Linked DNA regions of Mus musculus: region 2 is linked to region 1. The links are chromatin loops, found by intact Hi-C in ENCODE. Cell type or tissue: heart. All regions are shown on one strand.

Region 1 (8,000 bases):
CAGCGCAACCCTACTCCTGGTCTCAGGCTTCTGCTCAAGGGCAGCTCTGGAGCCTCCTCCTAGCTCAACCCCTGGTTGATAAGGTCTCAGAAGCCTGTCACATAGCTGAGTTCACACCTCAGGTTGTACTGCCCCAATCACACCTTACTGCCCAGCCCTGCTCTCTCCCACCCCAACCCAAGACATGCCTCTGTCCTCCATGTATGTCCTGCCCCAGACGAAGCTGACCCCTGGCCTTCTCCCTGCTCCCCCTACCTGGCGCAGGTTTCGGGTAACCCGGACGTCGTGCCAGGCGTTGTCGTTGAACTTGCCATTGACGGGTTCCACGAGGGCCTCGAAGGCACCTGAGCCTAGGTTGATGACCAGCCAGACAGCCCCAGACTTGAGGGACAGGTTGACGTAGTCAGCCGACTTCCCCGTGTGCAGCATCAGCCCGTTGCGCTGCAGGGTGCGGAAGGCCAGTGTGATCTCGTCAGTGCTGCTCTGGATCGGGTTGTGGGACAGGTCGTAGCAGAAGAACTCATTGCCCTTGAAGGTTGCCACAAATTCCTCCTTGCCTGGACGCCATGGTTTGGGAAAACGGGAGAAGGCTGAGTGGGTGGGGTATGCCAGAGCCTCCCCGTTCACTTCCAGCGACCTAAGCATGGGTCCTGGACACTGGAGTCCTGTGGTCCCAACTCTAAACTTAGGCCCTCTTCCCCTCCTACATGCTGTCATCCTGGACCCTGCTGCCTTTGCTACCAAAAGTCAACTTCCCCCAGGTCCATTTCCAAAGCAGGAGGCTGCTAAGTGGCTCTCACACTGACAGCTGACAATTAAGCTGCCACAGGGCCAGACAAAGCCACAGGCTTCGCCGTCTCCTCCCTACCAATCCTCTCAACCTCTGCCACCCCGGAACAAAGGCATGTGAGGGAGAAATAAGAGGCTCTGCCAGGCTTCTCCCTGGGATGCCTCTCTAGGACTGCAGCACCAAGTGTCTCCTGAGCTGCCCACCTCTCCTCTCACTTCCTCTTTGGTAACAGCTGTCCTCAGTACCCAGTGACAGGGGTACTCTCAGGCCTTCCCATAAGAGATGAAACCAGTGAGTAAGCTGTCTAGCCCTGCACAGATGAGAAGATTGGAAAGCCATGGAGTGCAGAGGGACAGGACTAAGGCATGTGGGGAGGCACTGCAAGGGACAGGGATATGCACCAGGTGACAGCCACTCTGCCACATTCACCTGGGAGCTCATGCCAGCTCTCCCTCATCTCCCAACTTCCTCCTCTAACCTGAGACAGCCACACTGCCCGGTGAGCGGCAGGGGAGGGCCTGGCTTTCGTGTGTGCATGCTCGTGGGTGTACATGACCTCTGTGTACATGTGTGAGCGTATATGTTTATGCACGTGTACGCATGGACACAGCAACCAGTTCAAGTTCCATTTTTACTGGCAGTCTTTAGTGGGGGAAGCCACAACTCATGGAAGGGCCATAAAGATTGGGGGGGGGGGTCTACAAGTGGATGACAAATAGGAAGACCATGACTAAAAATAGAGAGTTGGGGTCCAGTCTCTCAATTTCACACACCAGAGCACAAGCCCAGGCAGAAAACCAGATTCCAAACCAAAGAGAGCGGTGGCCTGCACCCAGGCAGTGACTTCTGTCCGCTATAAGTAAATACTGATCCTGCAGCCTCCCTAGACGGGTAAGGGGCAAACAGGACTGTGTTTGTCGTGAGGGTCTCCAGGCAGAGACTGAACTCTCTGAGCTTCTCCGGAGATGTTCTCAAGGACCAGGGAAGGAAGGGTAGGCACTGAGAGATGGGCACAGAGGACCACTGTGAGACACCTGTCCTCCCCTAGGAACAGACCCACGGGCCAGCACGGGGATCTCATTGCAGATTCTGCAGACCTCTTCTCCAGCACACAAGCCTGCCTCTCTCCCTCCAGGCAGGCTGCCCACACTGCCCCGCTGCATCCGGATGCCAAGGCACCAGCTGCTGCCCCAGTGCCTGGCATAGCCCTCACTGCAGCTGGCAAGGCCTTCTGTCCTGAGGCCACAGGGCAGCAAGCTGAGGGGGCAGGGCACGGGCCACATTGGGACCATCTGAATCCCTCCCTCTGTGCGGGGGACCCTAAGCGAAGGTGAGGTGACCAGCAGAGACAAGGACATATTTAACGGTGATGTGAGGAGCTCAGTGTAGAAGGGGACAAAGATGGACCCTCAGTGGGACAGGAGAGAAATGGAGACTGGCTGTAAGGGAAGGAGCGGTCACATGGAACCCTATTGATAAAGAACAGGAGGGAACCCTGAGGGGACAGGTAAGGAGGAGGGCCAGCCAGCATAGAAAGGGGACAGGGACCTCTGGGGAACTGAAGCCAAGGCTTTCTGGAGCTTTATTGTTTCCATAGCAACCAGGCCTGCTGCTCAGACACTGACAGAGCCAGGGGGCTCAAGGACCAGAAACAGGAATGCATTTGACCTTGGCTTCACCACCCATACTGTTAAACCCGCCCAGAGGTCAGACCTCCCCTCCCACTCCCTCACCTTCACTGCGGTCAAAGCAAATAACATCGCTGAGACACAGACAGAAGGAGAGGAAAATACGGCAGCCACCTGAAAAAGTGATTGGGACCAAACAAAAGAAGTCAGGGGAAAAAAAAAAAAGGAGAGGCAGGGCTGAGGCTGGACTGTGGCTGCCAAGGCGCAGAACAGAAATGAGGCCGTTCCCGGACTCCTCAGGTGGACCCAGGGGAGGAGGCAAAGCCAGCTATGCCGCAAAGCCTGAGCTGACTGGACCTCAGTCCTCCTGACCTAGAAAGGGAAAGAGATTTCTAAGGTCTGGGGGAGCCTGAACTCATTTAAGAAGAGGGAAGAGGCATGGTAGGCAGGTGGGCAATGGTAGCAAGAAAATTGAAGATGAGGGGAGAGAGAGAAGAGAGAAGAGAGAAGAGAGAAGAGAGAAGAGAGAAGAGAGAAGAGAGAGAGAGAGAAGCAAAGGTGGACCCTCATGGAGACTGTTACTCCAGGGATCAGAATGTGCAGTGTAATGTGATGTGGCCCTGGGAGCTTCTTGGAGCCCTAGCTGGATCTGAGATGCTCAAATCCTGAAGCGCCAGGCAGGGGGCGCTTTCCTCCATCACCCACAGTGGCCAGGCCACAGTCAGGAACTACAACTCCCATCAGCACGTGAGAAACCACAACTCTTAAGAGCTCCTAGTGTAGAAAGGGAGTCACTGCCAATACTTGTTTGCTTCTCCATCAGGGAATCTGTGGCTTCACAAGTGTGCCTAACAAAGCTGAATGTGGCCAAGGACTGAGAGGGTTTCTAGGTGCCGTGAAAGGGAGGCAACAGCTGCCCCCTTTGCAGACCAGCTCCAAGGCCTCCTCTGGGAAGCTCTCCAGCCGCTCTGACCCTCCTGGCTCTGGGGATCTACAGCTGTGTGTTCTGCTCATTTGGCACTTACTGCCTAGGAACTGCCTAGGACATCTTGTACAGCTCCCTCGGGAGGAAATGCAATGTGAGAGAGAAGCCCTGGGTGCTGGAGCTGGCTCTACCAACTAGCTCTATGGCCTCGGCCAGGCCACAGAGCGCTAAGCCCAGCTCTCTCCTCTCTCCTCCTCCTGTCAGCCTACCTCCCCGGGCGCTGCAGGAATCTAGAGAGACGCTGAACATGACAGCCCATAATCCAGTCGTAAGTGACTCTGCCCCTGGATGTGAAGGCACGCATGCTCACCCCTCCATCGGTGAATAAATAAGTTAACTCTTCTGAACAAAGCCTGCAGTTCCTGTGCTCTTACCCGGACCACAGTCAGGAAGACGCTGGGAACAGTGACCACTCACTCACTTTAAATAATTGTGAGCCACATGTGGTGGTGCACACCCGTAATCCCAACACCCAGAACACAGAGGCTGATGTATTTCTGTGAGTTCAAGGGCAACCCGGTCTACACAGTGAGTTCCAGGACAGCCAAAACTACACAGTGAGACCCTATCAAAATTAGTAATTAATTAATTAAATGTGCTGAGCTCATGCCTACATATATGTCAAGAGCTGTGCAGAACGTAGAGAGACAATGAAAATCCTGTCCTCGGGGAGCTCAGGACCAGAATGGGCAGCAGAGAGAGGCAGGATGTGGTATGACTGATCCTAAGGGGATGCAGACAAAGGGGCACCCAGGAGTGTCCAGGCTGGCCCAGGAGTTCAGGGAGATAGCCCACAAAGACAGAATGGCTGCTTTTCTCACAACCTGGCTCTAAGAGACAGCGAGGAGCCGGAGCAGGTCTTGGGACAGTGCAAACCCAGACGGACAGTAGGGCACTAGTCGGAGGGTGGAGGTGACATCATGTGGCTTTGGCTTGGATACAGAGCTTTGAGAGTTGTCAGGGTGGCCTGTACTTTTCTCAGCAAAGAGCCCTGAGAGAGGTTGCCTCTGGCCTAACAAGTGAGCTGGACTCCCAGTGTTCTAAGACACTAAGGGGCCTTGTGCTGGCCTCTGGCTTGACAGTTTCCCCACCTACCAAAGCAATGATGCCTGCCACTAAATGTCGTCATGGTTCACTGGGACAATATAGGTGACACACAGAGATCACAGATGCTAGTAGTTTCCCCCAGGCAAGGCACCTAGCAGGCTCTTGGAATAGGATGGTACCCTGTCACCTCCACCACAGCAACCCTTTCTAGAGATGGGCCTGACCGCTGCCATAGAAACAAGCATCTGTGTTCTGGAAGGTCATCAGGACAGCTAAGCTCTGGGGACGAGATGGAGGTTGTGGTCCTTCACAGTAGGGCATGGACCAGTGCCCCTGGGAATGGCAGTGGGAAGCAGACCTACTGCAGGCCTGGAGGCAAGTCACAGGAGGGTGCCATGCACCTGTGAAGACACCTCTGCCTCTAGAATGCAGTTAGCCTACAGCAGGGCAAGGGCTGGGCTATCTGGGGACCGTGGGATCACTAACCTTTTGTCGGCTGGTGCACATCGCCGGCTCCTCCTCTCCCGGCCCCCCCCTCGGAGAACAGTAAGGACCCTACTGGAGAAGCAGAATTGGGGAGTCAGGCACAGGGGCTTTGCAGCCAGTCCCATCCCAGTCTCTTGAGGTGACAGAGGCCCTATCCAGGACAAAGGTGCTGCTTGCAGGCATGGGCAAGGGAGGAGAGCTTCTCTGGGGATTCCCTGGCTTTCAGGGTCTCTGGAGAAGGAGCCATGTGACAATCCAAAGGCCACCAGCCTCAGGTGAGGAATGAGTCAGTCTAGGGTGAAGAGACCAAGTCAGGGGAGAAGGGCAGTCCTGGAGACCGACCAAGGTCCTGAGCACCCTGTGGGGCCACTGCCACATCCCTGGGGCTCATGCTCCTCCCTCCCTGGGCTCTGCTCACATCTCCTGCTGGTTAGAGAATAATCTTGTCAACCTGCTTCTGCCTGGCTTACACCCGTGCTATACTTCAATCCAGGTACAAAGCCCTCCTGTTCAGGGACTGTCCTCTCATGGGCCACCTGTCACTGCTTCGGTCACTGCAGTGGGAGCTCTGATGGCCTCCACCTAAACTCTGGGGCTTCCCCGGTCTGTCCTTCCACCACACTCGAAGAAGGGCTGTGCTCATCCAAGGAGGTCCCGGCTAGGCGGGGCTCGGGGGGATATACAAGCAAATCTTCCTCAGACACCAGTTCTCAGCCCCATTCCCTGGCTCACCACACAGGGCCCAGCTCCAGCACCCCCAGAGGCACAGGTTGCCATGTCTGGGCTCCACGCTGGCTTGAGCTTAACCCACCCTTACCACTGAACAGGTGCTCTCTGGAGCCTGGCTCCCAGGCAACCAGCCCTACCGCTAGACCCACAGGATGAGGAGAATTCAGGAATAAAAGGGGAAGTTTCTTTCTGGGCTCTTCCTCCAACTCCAGTCCCCAGCTCCCAGAACTAAAACTAAACAAACATCTGAGCTGCAGAAGCTTTCATGTGAGGGGAGGCATCTCTGGGACCCTTCGAGCAAACATCCTCAGTGTATGAGGTGAGCCACAGCCAGCCCTCCCCCAACCAAGGCCTTAGAGGAAAGAAGGATGTGAGGGAGTCAGCCAGGACCCTTCTCCTAACTTCCTGTATGGGCTTCCTCCTGCTTTCCTCTGGCCATAATTTCCCATGCCTCCACAAATTCCAGGCCCATATTCATCAGACCTAAATCCATCCCAAATTTCATATCTTGGCAAAACTCTGTTGCAGCCTAGACGTGGTCCCACCGTCTCTCGGTTAAATACACAGGCCTGTCTCTTGGGCAGGTACAGCAGAGCCGCCAAGGGTGCTAATAGAGGTGGATACAGGGATGGCAGGGGGTCACAGCTGGAGGGGACCAGTCAGAACTCCTGGGTTCCCCTCCAGGTTGGTTAATGCCAGGTATCCTCTACCCTTGCAATACTTAGATTAGATCCCAGAGCCTCGAGTATGCAAAGACAACAATCTACTGCTTAGCTATGCCTCGGCCCCCAAGACTGGGGTTTTGACTGGTGGGAGGAACTTTGCCAAGGGTAGGTGCAAGCTAAAGGACAAATTAGAGTCTAGCCACTTAGTAGGGCTATCATGCCACCTGGTGGGGCTGTCATGCCTCCTGGTGAGGTTCTGTAATCACAATAGCCAGTCATTTGTCTCTCTGGTATATGGTCGACTGTCAGATAGCGATAAGAGACTCAAAAGATAATGGAGGGAAGGCAGAGAGCGAGGAATTGTGGGGAGGGAGGATCCTACACCTCCAGCCCCATAGTTTCCCTTTCCAACCCATTCTAGGGACAGGGATTAAATGGGGTATCTTCCACAGCAGCCAGGGGAGAGGAATGTGTTGCCTCAAATCCTTTCTGCAGCCCAGGAAGGCCCTTCTCTTTTTTACTCGCATTCATAGAAAAGAGAGAGTGAGCAGAATGAGTGGATGCAAATCAAACACCGGCATGAGAAAGAGAAAGCAAGATGTACCACGAGGAAGATGGAGAGAAAACAAATGCAAGGAGACTGGAGACAACGGCAGGAGAGTGTACATCTGACATCAGAAACCAAGGTGACGTGAGGGTGGACGGTGGACCCGTGGGGGGGGGAGGGGGACGGAGAGGGCCAGCCCCACCCCTGCCAGGCACCCCCATACAAATAAAGAAATGGCCAAGGGAAAGGGAAGGGAAGGAAGGAGGGAGGCAGGAGGGGTGAAGGAGAAGGGGTTGGGGGAGAGAACAGAAAAGCCAGGCACAGTCTGGGGCAATCCAGTCCAATCCAAACGAAACCAAAACTTCAAACCATACCTTCGCTGTTTAACGTCAGGTGAGCCGGACCTTGGAAAGGGGAAGAAGAGAAAGAAAGAAAAGAAGAAAAGAAAGAAAGAGAAGAGGAAAGAAACAAAGAAACACGAGTCATGAAATCCGCCAGAGAGAAGGGAGGGGAAGTTGCTGCTGCCACAATTTAAAACCCTGTTAACTTGTGACAGACATCGGGGGAGAGCCCCCAGCCCAGCAGCTGAGGGAAGGGGCCCGATGCAGAAACAGAGGGTAGAGGGAGGGGAAGGGGTGTCAGAGGGTGGGCGAGAGGTGTGAGCCAGAGGAGGCGGGCAGGTGGGCGTTGCTGCAGGGGAGGGGAGAGAATTTTTTGGTTTCTTATTTTTTTTTCTTCTTGCCGGAAAAAAAAAAGAGAAAAGGAAAAGGAAAGGGAAGCAGCATGGCGCGGGGCGGCGCGAAGCGGCCTTTCCCTTTTCCTTTTTCCTTTTTTCTTTTTTTCTTTTCTTTTTTTTTTTTCTTCCAGGAGGTGGAGAAAAAAAAAAAAAACGGTCAACGAGAAAAAAACAATTCGGATGGAGGAGAAAATAAAACACAACACAAAAATCAGAGCCACCTGGAGAGAGAGAGAGTGTCCCGTTAGAGTGGGATTGAGTGGGCAAGGGGACGCCAGCCATCACATGCACACACACACACACACACACACACACATGCACACACACACACATGTACACACACATGCATACACATGTGCACGCGCACACACACCAGGGGTCTGCATA
Region 2 (8,000 bases), 77 kb after region 1:
CTACACACCAGAATAGGGTATCAGATCACACTATAGATGGCTATGAGGCACAACGCTGGGAACAGACAGTGCCCTTGAAGACTGAGCCATCTTTCCAGCCCCCCAACTCCTTTAATCCAACCTGCAACCAACAGCAAGAGAGAGGGCTGTAAATATGGCCCAACACACACATAATGTTACAAAGCCAAAGACTAAACAGCCCTGCCAAGTCAAAGGGCTACACATGCTTGTCACGGACTTTATCCAGGGACTTTCTGTAACCTCCATAGCAGGGTTCCCACTTCCTCTATTCTACACACCCTGTCTCAGCATAAGACCCCCAGTCTCAAACATACTCCTCTCACCACTCCTGCCCCTTCCCTTCCTTTACTCAGGGATATGGATACTTCCTAGATCCCTGGAAATACATCCAACCCAGACCAAGCTGAAGTTATGTCTAAGTTTCTAATTAGAAACCTGGCCTCCCGACCTGAACCAATGTTGAGTTTCTGCTAAGTAATTGTCTTAGTCTTAGAAATAAACAGAGACCCCATGCTGTTTCTACTTAGCATGTCCCTTGCCAAGGTCTGAGGAGATAGGGATACTGCTGCCAGCATCAAACACTGGTGTCTAATGAAACATAACCCTGACACAATAGGACTGTGTTTCCTACCTAAGTTGGCATGTAGGCCAAATGGATATTTCCCACCTCCTAAATACTGACACTATGCACAGGTGCTTGTTGTAGCTGGGCCTTCAAACTTGCTCTTGGAAACTCTTAACAAAGGCTGGCAGCAGGGTGAGAGAGGGGCCATTAAGAGCACACTGCACAGGGAGGAGGGCAAGACCAGAGGATGGCTGAGCCATGGTTAAGTCATTTATTGATTTTACTTCTAAAACCCACACAGCGCCACTTTGCCGCTTCCAGAGCTTCAAAGAGCTAATTAACCGCCCAATGAGCCCACCAGGGAAACCAAGATTGTGAGGGAAGCAATGAGGTAAAGCCAAGGTCGAAGAGGGTGGCCAGGCCCTGCCCCCACACTGTAAGGTTAAAGACAATAGGGAAAACCTCTAGTTGAGGGCTTGGTTAGGAAGCCTAAGGGTAGACAGCAACTGCCCTCAAGCCTCTAGACAAAGCAGCAGCAGCTGTATGAGCTGCCAAAGACGTGGCTCTCACAAAGACACAAGGGGTGATTTTCCTAGTACCCTAAACAGGAGAACTGCAGAAGACTCTGTAGACGTGGCCACTCAGCACAGGGCACCACGTTTTGTCCCTACTACTCCCCTAGACCTGCAGTCCTGGCAGGCTGAGAGCCACCAGCAGAGAAAGAAAAAAAGCCACTTGGCAGTTTTAATTTTAGCAGCTCTGTGCCCGACAAGCAGGATTAGTTAGCGTGACCTTTAGTGCTGATGCCTCCCCAGGTCCAGGTCCTTAAGTCGGGCAGCAGCTAGGAGACACAAATCCTATCTAGAGCTCATCAATGTGGGTGGGGGTCGGAGCCCCAGGAAAAGGCTGTCACAATGACAAAGACTCCTGAAATGTGGAGTGAGCCTGCTTTTCAGTTCTATCAACTAGAAACTAGAAAAAGTGAGGGGCTGAAGCCATTCACATGCAGGAGCTGGGGCCAGGGTAGGTAGGTAAAACTTGGTGCTGATGGTCAGGAAAAAGGTTTTAAAAGAAAAGAAACGGACCCGGAAAACCACACTGCTCTTTTATTCAATGGAACATTTCCCCCTTAGTGCAGTGTTGAATCAAACACAGAAAAAAAGGCCCAGAGAAATTTCTGTAGATAAACCAGTGAAAAGAACGCGCATTACACATTATTATCAACATAATCACTCCATGAAGAGGGAAGGAAGGGGCAAAGCAGCAGAACGAAGAACAAGGGACACAAGCCCCAGACACTGCAAAACATCTGGACATCTGGGGTCAAAATAAAACATAAAGGGAAGCTTTCCAGGAAGGAGAGAAGCAAATGGGTTCTGAGGCAGCTTGGGTGACCAGAGCATGAAAAAGACTCCAGGCTGGCCTATGGTGGCTTGGGCTGTGCCCTGTACTGCTGGCAGGAGTGCAGGAAGATGTGAATCCCACTGCCAAATAAACCCTATTGAGCAACGAGTCAGATTTATCCAGACTCTTTAAAAGATGTCAAAGATAAACCACCTACTTATTTTGAATGTGGCTGAAGCCCTTCAACAATTAGAACCATAGGACCCCCCACTCCCACCACCAAGCCTGACATTAATAGCCAAAGCCTGTACCTAAACCATTTGCCCCTCTCCCTTTGGGAGGAGAGGAATGGAGACAAGGGAAGGATCCTATCTGCAGCAGAAGACCGGGGAGAGCATCTCCTTGGACGGAGTCTGAAGAAAGGAAAAGATAAGGAAATAACAAAGGAAAAAGATAAAAATTAATAAAAATTTCACAATATGGAGCCAGTGTGTTCCGATTCCGTCCACAAAAATAACTCAGGCTGCTTTGCCGAACCATCCTGTCCACCAGGGGCGCTGCTGAGGCTGTCTGCCTGGAAGGGTCACCAATGGGCGCGGAAAGTCCTCACTCTCATGGCTCGGGCCATCGCTGCCGCGGGGAGGGATCCTGGCGGCCCGGTTTGGGGAGAGGCAGAGGGAGTTGGGTGAGGAGAGAAGACAAAGAAGACACTCGATGCTACAGGTGCCAGGAAAGCTCAAGCTGGCGCCCCACTACCACTGCCCGTTTCCCAAGCGAGTCCAGTCACTTGGCCCAGCCCAGTGCGTGCACACACACACATGCGTGCACACACAATCACATGCGTGCATCCCAATGTCTGGCTCCATATGGTGAGGTTCGGCGTGTGTTTATAAGAGACCAACTCTCTATGTATATAATATATATTTTCTTAAAAAAAAAAAAACAAGTCTAGTTCTGTGGTGGAGGCGGTGGGGGAGCTGGAGGCATCCCGAAGGGCGGCATGCCCGCCACCCCCATGCCCATCATGGTGACAAAGTTAGAAGGGTCCATGGGAGGCGGAGGAGGAGGGGGTGGGGCATACATCATGCCGGCGGAACCAGGTGGCGGAGGCGGCGGAGGGGGAGGGGCCCCGGGCGGCAGAGGCGGCTGGACCCCGGGGGGCAGGGGCACCATAGTGGGGTTGCCTTGCATCTGAGGGGTTCCTGGAGAAGCTGCGGCAGCCGCCTGCTGCTGTTGCCATGGCGGGATGGACCCTGTGCCAGCGCTCGTGGTGGTAGTCGTCGTATCTGGGGTAGTAAAGAAGCCCAAGGTCACACGCGCGGGGGTACACCGCGGCTCTCTGCGGCTGCTGCCTTGGGACAGGGGGGACGAGGGGCGCCTGCTCCTTGCTTTGGCATGCTGTACGGTGGTGGGGGGCGGGCGGGCGGGGCTGTCCTGGTGATGGGAGTGGAGGGGTGGGCAGGACTACCCTGGGGTCAGCCTCATGGTCTCTGGGCTTAACAAAGTAAGCCCTTTGTCACCAATGCCCCTGGAGGGGCTCAGGGGAAAGTTCCAGACACAAGAACCGGCTTTGACGTCCCTCCGCCCAGCCGCCGCCACCACCGAACGGCACATTCAACCTCAAGCCCACAACTACTCTCTCCCCATCGGCCCCTTCCCTTTTTTCTGCAGTCTCTCAGGCCCAATCACAACCCCCTCCAGAACATGCATGCACCATCCCACTCTTGACTCCGCTCACAAGGCATGGCCGAACCAGCAGCTCATTCAGCAGCTTAGCCTGGACTTCTGGTGCTCTATCTACAACAGCAAGCTCCCCTCCAGACCTCCCAAGTCTCTCCCAAACACAACCACGCCAAACATCAGCTCTCCTCCCCAAGACATTCCCTTGGGCCAGGCAGCCTGGCTTTCAACCCCACTGCCCTTGCTGAGAGACCAGAGTCCTCAATGAAGGTGTCTCCAGCCTGTGTGAAATTATGAGGTTCTTGTTCCCCTCAGCCCTAGCCCACATCCCACCCACCCCCACAAGCCCAAAATATTCCACTCACTTTGCTGCCATGGCAAGGGGGTGCTGGAAGCCATACTGCTGCTGGGCGGAGGGGGTGGCGGAGGCTGCTGCTGCTGCTGCTGCCATGGAGGAAGAGGACCAGAGGGAGGAGGCGGGGGCTGCCCACTGGGAGGTGGCGGAGGCGGCGGCATCATGCCCATAGGCGGCGGCGGCATCATACCTGCAGGCAGTAAGACCAGGGTCCTGGGCTTTAGAGAGCAGGGTCCTGGGCTAGAAGCCCCATTTGCTCCCAGTCCTAGACAGAGATCCCAAGAGAGTAAGCAGCATTACCTTTTCCTTGATGCAGGCGATAGACCCCAGAGCCCACAGGCGTACTTCCCAGGTACTGATCTTGATGGAAGGAAAGAGCAGGGACTTAGCAGGACATTTGAACTGGCCAGGCAAAACACCATAGCTTTCTCAGCTTTTTGACCCAAAAGTTCATGGGTCTCCCCGCACAGATCCTCCATGAGCCTAGACCTCAGCAAGATTCAGAGTACTAGCTAGATTCAGAGTACTAGCTAGCCAAACTGCTGTTGCAGCTCACAGCTCACTACTTGGGGTGACCCTATCTCCCCTCCCAAGCCCCAAGGTTTCTGGTCTGACACTTACTTACCCATTGGAGGAGGGCCATGGTGCCCAGGTGGGTGGGGGCCCTGGTTCATCGGTGGTGGTGGTGGCTGCATCCAAGGTGGTGGTGGTCCATTTGGGTTGTGCTGCATGGGATGCCCACCATGCCCACCTGTCAGGCTGGGTAATGGGTGTGGGAAGCTGTGGGGGCCACCTCCAGGACCACCAGGACCACCTCCATGCATGCCATGGTAGGGCCGATTCTCTGAAGGACCAGAATTCATCCAGGGTGGGCGGCTCTGAGTTGTAGACATGAGAGACTACGTGAGAGCATTTCCTGCCAATGTCCGCGCCTGCGCCCCCTGGTGGCAACATTGTTCTTCTGACTATGTCAGAGGACCAAGGACACACGGACAGGGTCCTCCCAAAGTGACCCTACAGAGGCCAGACATCCCAGAAAAACAATGTTGCCAGCTATATCCACCTCTAAGCTTTACCCCAAATCCTTGGCCATAGCTCCTTATCTCTGCAGAAGAGAACAGGGGAGCTAGACCAGAAAACTGTCCCAGGGCTCACCGGTGGTGGTGGGTTGCTGGCAGGAGCAGCAGGTCTTGGTGCACTAGCCAGGGGCGTGGTGGCAGGCCCAGAGGTAGAGCCCACAGATGCAGGGACAGGAGCTTCCCCTAGCTCAGCCATAAGGGACAAATATTCTTTATCCATCCGTGCTTTATCCTGAGCTGACTGAGGGTCGCCAGGCCTAAAGTAGGGTCAGAAACACAAAGTAAGGAGAAGAAAATACCAACAGAGCATTCAGTCAAATGTGACCCCCTTTCTAATCCTTTACTGGAAACAGTTATCCAATGTCCATTTTGTGTCTATTTTTAACCACTGCCAGTCACAAAAGAGGCTCTGGATTACAGATTCCAGCAACCAACCACCGTACAAGACCCTCATCTCTCTCTTTTTTTTTATTTTTATGTATACTATAGCTGTCTTCAGAGGGCATCAGATCCCATTTCAGATGGTTGTGAGCCGCCATGTGGATGATGGGAATTGAACTCAGAACCTCTGGAAAAGCAGTCAAGTGCTCTTAACCACTGAGCCGTCTCTCCAGCCCCATCCTCATCTCTCCCGTTCTATCAATCCTATCTCTATGGGGCTGAAGAGATGACTCAGCAGTTAAGAGCACTTATTATTCATACAAAGAATATGGGTTCAGTTCCCCGTGCCCACATGGCAGCTCACAATCATCTGTAACTCCAGGTCTAGGCGATCTAAAGCCCTCTTCTAACCTCCATAGGAACCAGGCATGCAAAATACAGAAGTACATGTAGGCATAGGCAAAACACTCAAATGAATATAACTATAGTATCTTCCCTGTTTGAGAGAAAATAATTTAACTATTAAAAGGACCTTATGGGAAAAAAAAAAATCTTAGTCTTAAACTTAAGCAGTTAAGGTAAATTAATAACACACCCAATGGAAACATTTATAGTCAGAGCATAAGTTTTTGGACAAGACAACAAAAGACAATACCAGGAGGCATTACACATTTGTAGTCTTCTTGAGCCTTAACTCACATCACCCAGATCCACAAAGGATGCTGCTCTGGTGCATGAGATGAACCATGCGTGAGTCATTATAAAAACAAAGATCCTGAATACCAGTGGCTGCTGGAGAGCCACTTCAACAGCCAGGCCTCACCTCTGAAATTTGCAATCAGAAGCAATGTGACCAGCCCCTCCACACTTGGTACACACAGTAGTATTGGTAATGCTGCGCGTCTCTGAGCTCTGCCAGGGCCTTAAGATCCTGTTGAGATGGGAGAAATCAATTCAAACACCTGTAGAGACCACTGTCCCACTTCAAAAAGGTTCAAATTTCTATGCATTCTTCTCAACATTATCACTAACCTATTATCATCTTCCCGTAGAGTGCCATTCAAGCGAGCCAACTCTCGAAGCTGCATTTTCCGTAGATCGTTCTGGTCCTCTGGGGTCTCAATACCCTGCTTCAGGATGTTTCTGATCTATTAAGATGCAGCAGCAGTTAGTTGTCAAAGTACTTAGGGCCATCACCTAGGTTTCCAGCAAGAAGCCCCCTCCTGGGCTCAGCACACACCTGTTCTACTGCCTTTTTGACATTCTCCATCGTATTGGCAGTGACTAGAGCATGAAGAGGCTCATCTTCGCCTGGCAACATCTGACCATCTTTACGCCCAACTTTCCCTTCTTTCACTGATCCTTTCCCCCGAATCATGATCTTGGCGTTGCATTCCTTCTCAATGTTCTTCAGGGTGTTCCCTCTATCAAAGGCAGAAAAGACTGTTTACACAACCTGTGCAAACTCCTCTACTTCAGTAAAAAGGCTGGGCTGAGTAGGCATTAGTGGGAAACTGCAAAATGCAGCACGTGGGATCACCTAGTCAAGGACTCTGTACCCTAAGGTCAGCTCTAACATCTCAGGATTTTAATTCACAGAAAACAGTGTGTGTGGTGGGACGGACACCTTGACACAAATCGAGTTTAAGCATAATCCAGCCAAAACAAATGCCACACCAAATTCAACAACAAACCCAAATACAATTAAAACCTAGGGTGCCATAGACTAGTAATTACTCACCTGGGTCCAATTAGGAGCCCCACAAAATTGATTTCTGGATATTCGTCTTGGGGGATCATTACTTTATCGCTCACACGTGTTGCTGGAGGCCTAAGGAAGAAAAGATCATCACCATCTATTTCTGGGAGGTGGCACACATAATCCATGCTCTTTTTTTAACTAATCAAGAGAGTATATACTATGGAGAATTGAGGATAATTTGGGCCAAAAGGTGAGTAGGTACACCAGAATTGTCCCAGCAGGTCACATATGAACTCAGTGTGCCCTTTTAATGTGTTCTCTGCTTACTTGTAATCTGCAGGTGGTTTAAAGTCTGGGTTGAGAGCAACCATCTCTGTAATAAGGGTGTGCCGCTCCTCTTCAAGCTTTTTGCGGGTACGGAACTCTCGAGTGTTAAGCCGCTTCCCCTCGCTGTTGTAGATTGGTTCAGGGGAAGGGGACCTGTGGGAGACAGATCCTCATTACTGCTCTGACCCCCACTCACCTTGCTCCCACATGGACTATAACAAGTCTCCCCAGCCCCTCTGCCTCTCAGATCCTAACAACACTCTTCGGAGGAACCGACCATAACGTGTGCTATTCAAGATCGTGTGGAATGAGGAGATGGAATCTGACTTAACGTTAAGCAAACTGTGGTGTATGTGAGAAAGGGAAAAATGCTCTTACTTCTATGTGACCGGGGAAGGATCTATTAAAGAGAAACCTCTGGACCACAAGTGGCAAGAACAGGACCATCCTCTGGAAGCTTCTTGCCAAATGACTCTTTCATTTGAAAAAATATGTGATAACCAAACTTGATGAACCACAGAAACCCAAGTTATGGTGAACTGTGCC

The links. A loop is a pair of places that touch in the nucleus more often than their neighbours do. Peaks named below come from ENCODE experiments on the same cell type or tissue, not always from the same donor. Only the 100,000 strongest peaks of a DNase experiment are listed, where the experiment ranks them.
Region 2: it touches region 1 in a loop (7-fold over the local background); 5 of 42 quality-filtered maps call a loop at or near these places.

Annotation. Positions count from the first base shown.
Region 1 is chr19:6,447,536-6,455,535 of GRCm38, reverse strand. It overlaps Nrxn2 (neurexin II), which reads right to left. Exons shown (of 23, transcript NM_001205234.2): 4 at 7,252-7,281; 5 at 4,937-5,008; 6 at 256-557. Among named protein-coding and RNA genes, the nearest start is that of Gm14965, 33 kb to the right of the region's middle. In heart, a CTCF peak has its summit at 3,107; DNase peaks (open chromatin) are centred at 3,145 and 3,445; H3K4me3 peaks cover 1,096 bases; H3K27ac peaks cover 555 bases; H3K27me3 peaks cover 5,232 bases.
Region 2 is chr19:6,370,874-6,378,873 of GRCm38, reverse strand. Sf1 (splicing factor 1) reads right to left here. Exons shown (of 13, transcript NM_001110791.1): 4 at 7,455-7,607; 5 at 7,167-7,256; 6 at 6,666-6,849; 7 at 6,458-6,573; 8 at 6,249-6,356; 9 at 5,121-5,301; 10 at 4,591-4,864; 11 at 4,266-4,325; 12 at 3,976-4,155; 13 at 836-3,216. The coding sequence ends at 2,879. Among named protein-coding and RNA genes, the nearest start is that of Pygm, 9.5 kb to the left of the region's middle. In heart, CTCF peaks have their summits at 2,467 and 4,912 (motif pointing left); DNase peaks (open chromatin) are centred at 1,353, 2,903, 4,103, 4,673 and 3 weaker places; H3K27ac peaks cover 410 bases.